Linked DNA regions of Homo sapiens: region 1 is linked to region 2. Evidence: chromatin contacts called from ENCODE Hi-C data. All regions are on one chromosome and are shown on one strand. Each heading gives the region's core, a stretch centred on a gene start or an enhancer-like site at or near the end of the contact. The rest is flanking DNA. Distances are from core to core; before and after follow the strand shown. Region 1 holds the start of NUP160 (nucleoporin 160). Region 2 overlaps CSTPP1 (centriolar satellite-associated tubulin polyglutamylase complex regulator 1).

What was found. Hi-C counts contacts between places; a loop is a spot of excess contacts on that map. Pooled maps may share reads with other maps.
Region 1: a loop to region 2 is called in a map with no recorded cell type, with 5 times the contacts of the local background. The contact joins the promoter of NUP160 here to the enhancer-like site in region 2. A Hi-C loop is called at or near these places in 1 of 37 single-sample maps with no recorded cell type and 2 of 50 pooled maps.

The regions. Positions count from the first base shown.
Region 1 is chr11:47,844,309-47,849,670 of GRCh38, forward strand. NUP160 (nucleoporin 160) reads right to left here and starts at 4,042. Exons shown (of 36, transcript NM_015231.3): 1 at 3,911-4,042; 2 at 3,540-3,651. The coding sequence starts at 4,010. RefSeq lists an enhancer at 3,980-4,539.
Region 2 is chr11:47,106,342-47,112,138 of GRCh38, forward strand. The region is part of intron 3 of CSTPP1 (centriolar satellite-associated tubulin polyglutamylase complex regulator 1); the gene reads left to right. Among named protein-coding and RNA genes, the nearest start is that of ARFGAP2, 68 kb to the right of the region's middle. Within about 2 kb of position 3,232, at least 2 of the 41 ENCODE cell types and tissues checked have a DNase peak (open chromatin) inside an H3K27ac peak, as active enhancers do.

The DNA.
Region 1 (5,362 bases), core at 2,792-5,291, 740 kb after region 2:
ATCTTAGATCACGTCATTCCTCCACTTTAACCTTCCACAGCTTCTTCTCATCTTACTCAGAGCAAAAGCCAAAGCTTAAAATAACCAACAAAGCCCTGATCTGGCCCTCAACTATCTCTTTCTTATTATTCTACCCTTTGTTCACTCAGCTGCAGACTCCTGGCTCCTTTCCACTCTTTGAACACAACAGGCTCCTGTTTCAGGGTTCTTTGCACTTTTTATTCCTTTTTCTTGGAAGGCTCCACCTGAAATACTCATTCCCCAGATATCCTTTCTTCTGCTCAAATGTCAGCTTACCCCTGGCTCTTGCCCAACCACCCTACATAAAACATTAACTCCCACAGGTATTCCTCTTCCCTCTTATGCTGTTCCCTTTTTCCTATTCCATTAATCAACTGACAAACTGTCAGAGGCATGTGAACCAGAACAACTCCATCTTGAATAGGAGTTGGGTAAAACAAGACTGAAACCTACTGGGATGCATTCCCAGACAGTTAAGGCATTCTAAGTCACAGGATGAGATAGGAGGTCAGCACAAAATACAGGTCATAAAGACCTTGCTGATAAAACAGGTTGCAATAAAGGAGCAAGCCAAAACCCACCAAAACCAAAATGGCGACAAGGGTGACCTCCAGTTGTCCTCACTGCTACACTCCCATCAACGCCATGACAGTTTACAAATGCCATGGCAACATCAGGAAGTTACATCAGGAGTCTAAAAAGTGGGGGCATGAATAATCCACCCCTGTTTAGCATATCATCAAGAAATAACCATAAAAATGGGCAACCAGCAGCCCTCGGAGCTACTCTGTCTATGGAGTAGCCATTCTTTTATTTACATTTTTTTTTGAGATGCAGTTTTGCTCTTGTTGCCCAGGCTGGAGTGCAATGGTGTGATCTCAGCTCACTGCACCCTCCACCTCCTGGGTTCAAGCTATTCTCCTGCCTCAGCCTCCCAAGTAGCTGGGATTATAGGCATGTGCCATCATGCCCAGCTAATTTTGTATTTTTAGTAGAGACACGGTTTCACCATGTTGGTCAGGCTGGTCTCGAACTCCTGACCTCAGGTGATCCACCTGCCTCGGCCTCCTAAAGTACTGGGATTACAGGTGTGAGCCACCATGCCTGGCTTCCTTTACTTTCTTAATAAACTTGCTTTCACTATGCACTGCGGACTTGCCCTGAATTCTTTCTTGTGCGAGATCCAAGAACCCTCCCTTGGGGTCTGGATCGGCACCCTTTTCCTGTAACAAAACTGCATGTACTTGGGGTTTTTTGGTTATTGTTGTTGTTGCCTATCTTCCTCCATAAGAGTAGGGACTTTGTTTTGTTCCCTGCTATATCCCTGTTCCCTAAAAACGGACTGAAATACATTAGGCAAGCAAATTTTCTTTCTTTCTTCCTGTTTTCTTAAAAGAGATGGGGTCTTACCCTTTTTCCCACCTGGAGTGCAGTGGCATGATCGGATCCTCCCACCTCAGCCTCCTGAGTAGTTAAGATGAAAGGCACACGCTACTCCGCCTGGCTTATTTTAAAAAATCAGGCTGGACACGGTGGCTTACGCCTGTAATCCTAGCAAGTTGGGAGGCCGAGAACGGGGCACTGCTTGAGTCTGGCAGTTCAAGACCAGTCTGGACAACAAGGCAAAACCCCATCTCTACAAAAACAAATAGAAAAATTAGCTGGGCATGGTGGTGCATACTTGTAATTCCAGCTACTTGGGAGGCTGAGGTGGGAGGGTCACTTGAACCCAGGAGGCGGAGACTGCAGTAAGCCATAATTGCACCAATGCACTCCAGCCTGGACAATGGAGCCAGACTGTCTCTCAAAAAGAAAAAAAAAAAAAAGCAGAAAGAAAAAAAAATTTTTTTTGTAGAAATGGGGTCTTGAACTCCCGGCCTCAAGAGATCCTCCCACCTCAGCCCCCCAAAGTGCTGGGATTACAGGTGTGAGCCACTGTGCCCAGCCAAAATATTTAATTAAATGAAATTTGTATCTCTAACATAAAGTCACTCTTTTGAGCCTTAGACCTGTAAACTTCAATGCCTACTTGACATTTCCAAAGGGCTGCTCCCCAGGTACTTCAAATTTACTATGTCCAATAGAATTATTCATATCTATCCAAAATCCATCTTCCGGGTATCTCTGTAAATGGCAACCCCTCCCCACTCACATCTGGTTAGTCACATGAGACACCAGGGAGCTGTCCTTGTTCTCTCTTCTTTTACCATCCCTTACCCCATATTCAATCCACCACCAAGCCCTAGTGAATCTATCTTCCAAAGGTATCTTGAATCCATCTACTTTTCTATTTCTAGTCATTCCCACAATTGAGCCACCAGCAACCCTTACTTGGGCCATGATAAAAGCAAAATTTTTTTTGTATTATACCCATCTAATCCAAATCCACTTTCCACAAAGTAGACTGAGATCTTCTAAAAATACATTTAAAAAAATTTAGATTCAGGGGTACATGTGCAGGTTTGTTACATGAGTATATTGTGTGTATATTCCTATATACATGAGGTTTGGGCTTCTGATGATCCTGCCGCCCAAGTTGTGAACACAGTATCCGATAGGTTTTCCAACCTTTGCTCCCCTCCCTCCCTCCTTTTGGAATCCCTAGTGTTAACTGTTCCCATCCAAAAATGCAATTTTGATGTTAGTAACTCTTTAAAAATCTTTCAATTATTACTCAATGTACTTAGGATAAAATCCAAAAATCCTTAAAAATGGCCTAAGGGTCCCTCATGGTCCGAGTCCTGCCTACCTCTCCAGCCTCAGTATCTCACATCACTTTCTGTTTTACCCACTGCACTTAAGCCACACAGATCTTTGGTCAGTTCCAAACCCGCCACATTCTTTCCACTTCATGACCTTTGCATATGGTGATCCTACTTGCTGGACTCCTCTCTGTCCACTCCCCATGCCTGGCTAACCTCGTGTCCTTTAGATCTCAGGGTAACTGTGAATTCCTTAAAGCCTTTCCCTGCCCCACTAATTATATTTGGTCCTCTTATTAGCCTCTCATAACCCGTATATTTTTCCTCTAGGGCAAGTTTTCCTCCAAAAAATTTCCCCATGAAAAGTGGGTCTACATCTATTCTGACATTGCTACAACGTCTTGCATGATGAAAATTGCAGTTTTGTTCATTTCGTCCTGGTACCTAGCACAATGCCTGACATATTGAAGCTCGAACGTATTTGTACAATGAAGGAAGCTGTAAAGCACTATAAAAACATAACGGGTTCATGTTTAAAATTGGTCTTATGGGCTTTATTCCCCTAAGCTACATTTCCTCTGCTTCTGGTGTTGCTTGGTGTATGTGTGTGTGGGGGTGGGGGGGGGGAGGGGGAGAGGTATCTCTTCTAGAACTCTGTGTCTCAGTTTTCCCGATTCTGATACGAACTGAAAAAACAATCTTTCTCTTTCCCTAAGTGTCAATTACCGCTTCTAGAATAGCACTTTGGGTACAGCGACGAAAATTTATACACCAAACCCTACCTTCCAGGGGAGTTTGGCGAACCACAACACTTACCAATGAATGAACCTGTTTCTGGTTACGGAGAACAACTTGCCACTCTCCACGTAGTAAAAGCCTCCCGCGCTTTCACTGTATTTTACGGCGCCAGCCACGGCATTTGCAGTCCCTGCAAAATGAACGTGGTCAGCCTGCACACGCGTCTTCTGAGAAATGACAGGGACTAAGGGAGCTGACAAAGCAGAGAGTGACAGACTGACAACCCATACAAAGAAAAGAGGAAAACGTCGGACATCAAGGAATCTCTGATCCCGGGGCTAGAGGCATGTGGACTCAGGAGGATGAAACAGGGCGTCAGGGACCCTGGGACCCATGAGAGGAGCCCGAGGGGACAGATGGGATCGCACCCTCCCTGGCCATTTCCGTACCAATGCTGCAGACTGTGAATTCCCGAAAGTGCCTCGGCCTTTCGCGCTCAGCTCCGCTTAGCTCCACGAAGCTCCGTTCCAGGGCTCCCGCCGCCGCCATCTTCCCGCCGTCGCCGCGACGCCCAACGGAACAAAGGCAGGGCCGCGCGGTCGCCGTCACTTCCGGGGGTGGGGCGGGCGGAGCTGCGGACAGGTGAAGCATTCCGGGAGCAGAAAGGCGGCTCCGGCCCTTCGTTGCGAGGCTTCCACCGGGAGAATGAGGGTGGGCAGCGAGGAATCCAGAAGAGAAGGGGGCAGGGGAGGCAGACTCTATCTGCGGGAACCTTCCAGTGGCCGGCTGGAACGCCTCCGGAGGGCGGTGCTCTTTTCTCAGCGGCCGCAGGGCAGGGGGCGGGGCCGGGTTTGTTTCTGTTTCTAAAACGCGGGGCTCAGTCGACCAGGAGGGGCGAGGTCCGGGGAGTCCCGGCCTTTCGGCGTCCTCTGCCGGATCCCGGGTTTATGGTCACCTCTCCCTCGGTTAGGGTGTCCGTCTGTAAATCTTTGGCGATCCTCCCTTCGCTCTTCAGTGGCGACACTTGGGATGGCGGGGTGAGGAAGGGGTAGTGAGGGAAAGGCCTTTGGTTTTGGTCTTTCCCCTCCCCAAGAGACTGTATTCGTGTATTCCTGTATAATGAAACGTAATGTGGTAAACCTTGGTGCTGCCACTTGCTGAGGTTACCTGAGTGCTACTCACTTGGATACGTGAAAGGAATTTGCCATTCCTTCCACCCGTGATCTTGCACTTGGCTGTCAATGCAGTAAGGGCCCATAGTGGGTGTTTAGAAGATATTGTGGGAGTAGATGTTCAAAATCGAGGAAAATGCTAATCTCCAGCGGGGAAGGTTTTGTTCCTTAGTGATAGCCAATAGAAGTTAAAGCACTTCTATTACCAGTGACCACAACCATTCCCTGTCATTCTCCGTTTCATTTATCTGGTTCCGACCATCATTTTCTATCTTTCCACTTCACTCCCTCTGGGACACCAACTTTGGCAGTGCAGTCCCCTCATTCTACCTGGAATCCATTGTTCTACAAAATCTTCACTGTCCCACACTTCTTTGGTGTTTCTTTCTTATCCTGAATACCATTAAATTACTTCATTGCCTAACTCTTCATCGGTAAAAACTACAACTTCGACTACATTCAAATCTGTAGCTGAACATGACTGGAGAAAACTATACACCCGGGTCGGGCGTGGCTCCCAGCATTTTGGGAGGCCAAGGCGTGAGGATCACTTGAGGTCAGGAGTCCGAGACCAGCCTGGCCAACATGGTGAAACCCGGTCTCTACCAAAAATAGAAAAATTAGCCGGGCGCGGTGGCTCACGCCTGTAATCCCAGCGCTCTGGGAGGCAGAGGTGGGTGGATCACGAGGTAAGGAGTTTCAGACCAACCTGGCCAACATGGTGAAACC
Region 2 (5,797 bases), core at 1,982-4,481:
GGATGAAAGTGAAACAGCTATTTCTCTTTCTTCTATTTTTCTCCTTGAAAATTCAGGGACCTAGGCCAAGACAGGCGGATCACTTGAGGCCAGGAGTTCAAGACCTGCCTGGCTAACATGGCAAAACCCCGTCTCTACTAAAAATACAAAAATTAGCCAGGCGTGGTGACACGCACCTGTAGTCCCAGGTACACGGGAAGCTGAGACACAAAAATTGCTTGAACCCAGGAGGGAGAGGTTGCAGTGAGCCAAGATCACACCACTGCACTCCAGCCTGGGTGATAGAGCAAGACCCTATCTCAAAAAAAAAAAAGAAAAGAAAAGAACATGAAAGAAAGAAAGAAAACTCAGGGACCTTACTTGGTAATTTTTACCTAGGCAAAATGCCCAGGAATGTTTCCACAGAATGGTACCCAAAGCCCACCCATGCAGGAGCCCTTCCTGCCACCAAGGTAACCAAGACTAGGAAGCAATTGAAACTGGGCCTTCCTTTCCCAGGCCTGTGGCTGTCAACTTGGCTCAGAAAGAGGCAGACTGATGACTTTGTCTCCTTACCCACTCACACTACCACACAGTTCTCATTTGAGCCTGGTCACATGGCTGTGCCTTCTTATGGCCAAACAAGGATACGCTGTTTCCCGTTCTTTGCACCCTGGGTTTGGCCTGAGCATCCTTAGATGAAACCATCAGGACCCCCAAACCTTGAAGCTTTTCCAGGGGCAAATTGCATGCAGGGGAAGGAGGGGCTGAGCTGTGTAGTGGAGCAGCGGATGGTGTGCAGTCGGGATGTTTGCAAGAGCCAAGGGGTTAGTTCATTGCTGCTTTGTATACTCAGGCACACCAGAAAACTCAGATTAATAGGCTGTTTATTCTTCAGCATGTTCCTTGAATCAAAGGCTCTGGATGGTATTATTAAAGAGTGTTTGTGAGAGCGCCCTGGAACACTCCTCCTGGGCTCCGCTCACTGAAGAGGAACGATTGAGTCCTTTCATTTCCTGGGCAGCATCCCTCTCACTCATTGCTCACTGTAGTATAAAGGTCTGTAGAACCTTTGTTAGAAACAGGATCTTTTGTTCTGTCCTTATGAGGTCCCATTACCTACAGCACCTTGATCTGTTGGAGTCTAATTATTTAATGTTCTTGTCTTTTGAGCTACCTGAACCTAATGAATGCAGTCCACTCTATCTCAGGGAGTTGTTTTGCTTTGGTTTTTTGCCTCTATTTGGCACCAGTTTCCTGTTTGGACAGTATTGCCTTTTATTTTCATGGTTTTTTTTCAAGGAGTTTGTCCAGGAGAGAAGGAGACATCCACCTGAAACCTACTCTGTGAAGCAAATGAATATGTTTTTTCTATTAGAAGATTCTCCTAAAATGTTCTGAAGTTTGTTCATATCTGGGAATTGAAGCACATTGAATTAAGAAAGAATTACTTCCTCCACCTCCACCCCTGCAATAGAGATTTATACTGGACAAGGTGGCAAAAAAAAATTAGGGGGAAACTGCTCGGTACAATTCCCCCCCAGTTCCCTTGGGGCAGCAGCGTGCTGCACATGAGGAATCACTGTACCTTGTTCCCCTGGCAGTGATACTTCTCTGTGGCCAGGCAAATACAGTAGTCCAGGCCTTCCACAACTTCTGCATGTGCGCATGTGCGCACACACACACAGACGCTCAAAACCATACCCCTCCTGGGCATCCCCTTAATAGAGGCATCCAGTATATTGCAAAGGTACTCATCACTATACACAGTGCAAATACTCAGCACTCGTTTATAGCAAACCCAGTATGAATAATTAGCAATAGTTTGGGATCTGGCACAACCCTTAATTACCACAACTAGAGGCCAGAAAATGAAATCAGGGTCATATATCTGAGGTTAGAACTCTAGAATCTGTCTGGCATCCTATAGCCCAAAGCACCACAGGGAGGTACACCTTGGAGCAATGGGAGCACTGTCATCCAGGAGACACTGTCCCCTCACTTTCCTCCAAAACCAGCACAGCTGTTTGCACGAGGGCTATCTGCCGTATATACAGTGAGACTAAGATATATATACACACCCTGGCGCTTCGCCTGATTTCTTCTGTGAAGTCCATCTGTTTATCCAGTTCCAGATCCCAAAAGGCAGTCACCAAAAACTAAATAGTGAGAAGGGACAGGCTTTTTTTTTTCTTTTTTGATAAACATGTTACAGTGAACAAAACAGATTTTGCAAACACATTCCATCTAGTAAATCTTACCTCACAGCTGTGTGAGAAGAGCTTGGAGGAGAGAAGGATGGGGAGCAGGAGGGTCTCAGGACTTGATTGGAGAATTAGAAAGTTCAGAAACCCACAAGGGTGGGACAGTTCAGTACTATCTACTTTTTTTTTTTTTTTTTTTTGAGATGGAGTCTCACTGCGTCGCCCAGGCTGGAGTACAGTGGCACAATCTCAGCTCACTGCAACCTCGGCCTCTTGGGTTCAAGCGATTCTCTTACCTCAGCCTCCTGAGTAACTGGGATTACAGGCGCCGGCCACCATGCCTGACTAATTTTTGTATTTTTAGTAGAGACAGGGTTTCACCATGTTGGTCAGGCTTGTCTTGAACTCCTGACCTCAAGTGATTCGCCCACCTCACCCTCCCAAAGTGCTGGGATTACAGGCGTGAGCCACCGCCCCTAGCCTATCTACTTCTTATAGGGTGATAATTGGCCTTTTCCCTTCATTCTAGCCCCTCATCCTAAACCTGGAATCTGTGATGGGCTCACCAAAAATGAAGATCTGGCTGCAGACTTTGGCTTCTTTCACTGAAAAGCTGATCTAGCCAGACTTTATCTTCAAAAGACAGGCCCTGCACTTCTGATGTTCCCTGAGCCTCTCCCACTGAGCCTACTCTCGTCCACTGTAGCCATGATGCTCTCTGGATTCAGACAATGGTGTGTTGTCCCAGAACACTGTATCTGGCCTGTCTGTGCTTCACATCTACCCCTTTGGCTAGGAAAATGAGGGACAGAGCTCACATCAGTAACTTGGATTCTGAGGACCGAGGACAAGCAGAAGAAATTGACCTTTTGCCTCAGAGGTGGCTGGATGTTTGTGTGTCTCTCTTCGATGTCAAATTGGCTCACTGAACCACTCAAGAGTTGTTTTTTAAAAATGTTCTGCTCACTCCTCATTTGCGGGTCAGATGCTTTGGATAATCCAGTGGAATTCTCTCTGCTTCACTGCTGGTTGCTGCCAGACACAGAGTGCTAAATCCTGTCAGTCGGTGACTTGAAATGATGATGTGTGAAACAGTGCTGCGATTTGGACATCCTGCACTCATTTGCATGGACTCCTTTGCCAGTTAACCACAGTAGTGAAATGGGGCAGCCTGGGGCAGCTTCCACAGCCCTTGCCTTATCTTTCCTCAGTGTCCCCACCCTCCCCCATGGCAGTATGTAGCTCCAGTAATTGGTAAGGCTTGGAATTCTGTTTCATTTAATATTATTCCCTTCCTAGGCATCATAGAGCAATTTCTTTAACATGCTAGATTGCAACATGCCAGAGACAGAGAAATAGCATTTGTGTGCAGAATGGAGAGGCGGGAAGCAAAACACTCTTGTTGCTGATTCCCATCTCCCGGTCTTTGCCCTTCCTTCTTTCCCTAGATTGCATGGCTGGCTGATTCTCATCTGGTGAGTTCTCAGCTCAAATGGTACGTTCTCAAAGATGAGCCTGGCACAGCCATCTCATGTGGTCCCACCCTCAGTCACTGTGTATCACACCACCCTGCCTGATTTATGTCATTGCTCTCCTCACTTCCTAAAAGTATTTCTTTCTTTGTTACTTTTTATTCTCTGTCTCCCCAACCACTGCCTCCACACATACACACTAGAATGTAAGTACCATGAAAATAGGGATTTTTATCTGTCTTATCCCTTGCTGTTTCCCCAGAATCTAGCACAGTCCCTGGCATACCTTTGACACTTAGTATATTGACTAAATAAGTAGCTAAGAATGTAGCAATTAAGAACTTCTAAAGCAAATATCCATGGTTACTATCAGGAAATAGTAAAGGCAGACAGACAGAGAGTTTGAGGAATGGAATGAGAAGACATGATTTCTTATACTGATTTTAATAATGGTCTTAATTACAAATTGAATACGTTAAGTCAAAGATCACAATATCGAGTCGCTCTTCATTTCTTCTGACTCAGACTAAACTGCCCCTTATTGAGTAGGTTAGGTCAGGGTCATAGAGACCAAGTACTACAAACTTCCTGGCCAAACTGGCATAATTGATGCCACAAAGTATGCCCACTTCCAGATTTCCACTGGGTGGTGCCTGGCTTTGCTTTCCTTAGGGCAGTTGCCAGAAGAAACTGGCACAATTTAAAGCAGTTTAAAGCCCAGCCTGGGTATCTTCATCTAGCCTTTATTATATTCTTGCCTGCCTCCAGTTCCCAAAAAGACTGCATTCCTGTCTGCAACTCCAGGGCCCTGAAGCCCCTTCAGTCATGAAAGCCATGGAGGTGGGTTAGCCCTGATCCACCCAGCGTGAGACAGTATGACCAAGAGAACACATCTTTTTTTTTTTTTTTTTGAGACAGAGTCTAGCTCTGCCGCCCAGGCTGGAGTGCAGTGGCGCAATCACGGCTCACTGCAAGCTCCGCCTCCCGGGTTCACGCCATTCTCCTGCCTCAGCCTCCCGAGTAGCTGGGACTACAGGCGCCCGTCACCACTCCTGGCTAATTTTTTTGTATTTTTTTAGTAGAGACGGGGTTTTACTGTGTTAGCCAGGATGGTCTCGATCTCCTGACCTCGTGATCTGTCCGCCTCGGCCTGAGAACACATCTTTAGTCCAGCAGATACATGGCACTCATCTCCTCAAGAGTCCTTCACCCAAACGAGAATTATTAGCTTCTCAGAAGTTATCCTTTGTCTTGTTGGGGCAAGATCTGTGCCTAGTGTCAAGAGAGAGATGTTAAAGATTAAAGAGCCTCCACCAGGAAAGGGAATGGTTTTGCCTGAATCTCTTAATTTGTTTTTCCCCGCTACGAGTGCATTCATGTTGCTGGGCTCCCTGGCTTACTCCCCGGTGGTTTGTAGTCATTTTCATCATGACTTTGCGGTTGCATTGATATCAGAATGAGTTTCGACTGCTGTACGTGATGCTTCCATGCTCCATTGCTTTCTCTCTTATGTTGCTAACGACTCTCCTGTTGGCTTCAGCCCTTAGCCAAGCCCACCCCACTCCACACCCCACTCCTTCCCTGTCTTTTATTGATGCTATGTTGACTTTGCATGCCTCAGTTAGTTCAGTTTTCTGAGCACCTGCAGAGAATTAACCATCTCTGCTTGCTGCTGCGGATCACCTAGGCCTTTGATCTGTTTGATTTCTGTACTTCTAAAAATGTTGAAGGACTCTCTAACCCCACCAAAGTACATAAATGGTGCTACAGTTCCTGTAGCCTGACCTCCTCCAGACTAGCTCTGCTTAGGGAACAGAAGATCTTCATGTAAATACAGATGTAGATACCATTTATTAAATGTTTTCTATGTACGATTTTACTGTTCTAAGCACTTAATGTGAATATTTCATTTAATCTTTGCTTATAGAGCTAAAAGGCCATATACATGAACTGGCCCATTATTTCTCTAACCTCATCTCTTCTTCCTTTCCCTCTTATTCTTTTGGCTCCTGCCATGTTGGTTTCCATGCTGTTCCTCTTACCCAATAGGCACACTCCCTCCTTAAGACTGTAATGGCTATTCCCTCTGCCTGGAATGCTCTTCCCTCAGATGTCTGTATCAGTTACTCCTTAACCCCTTCA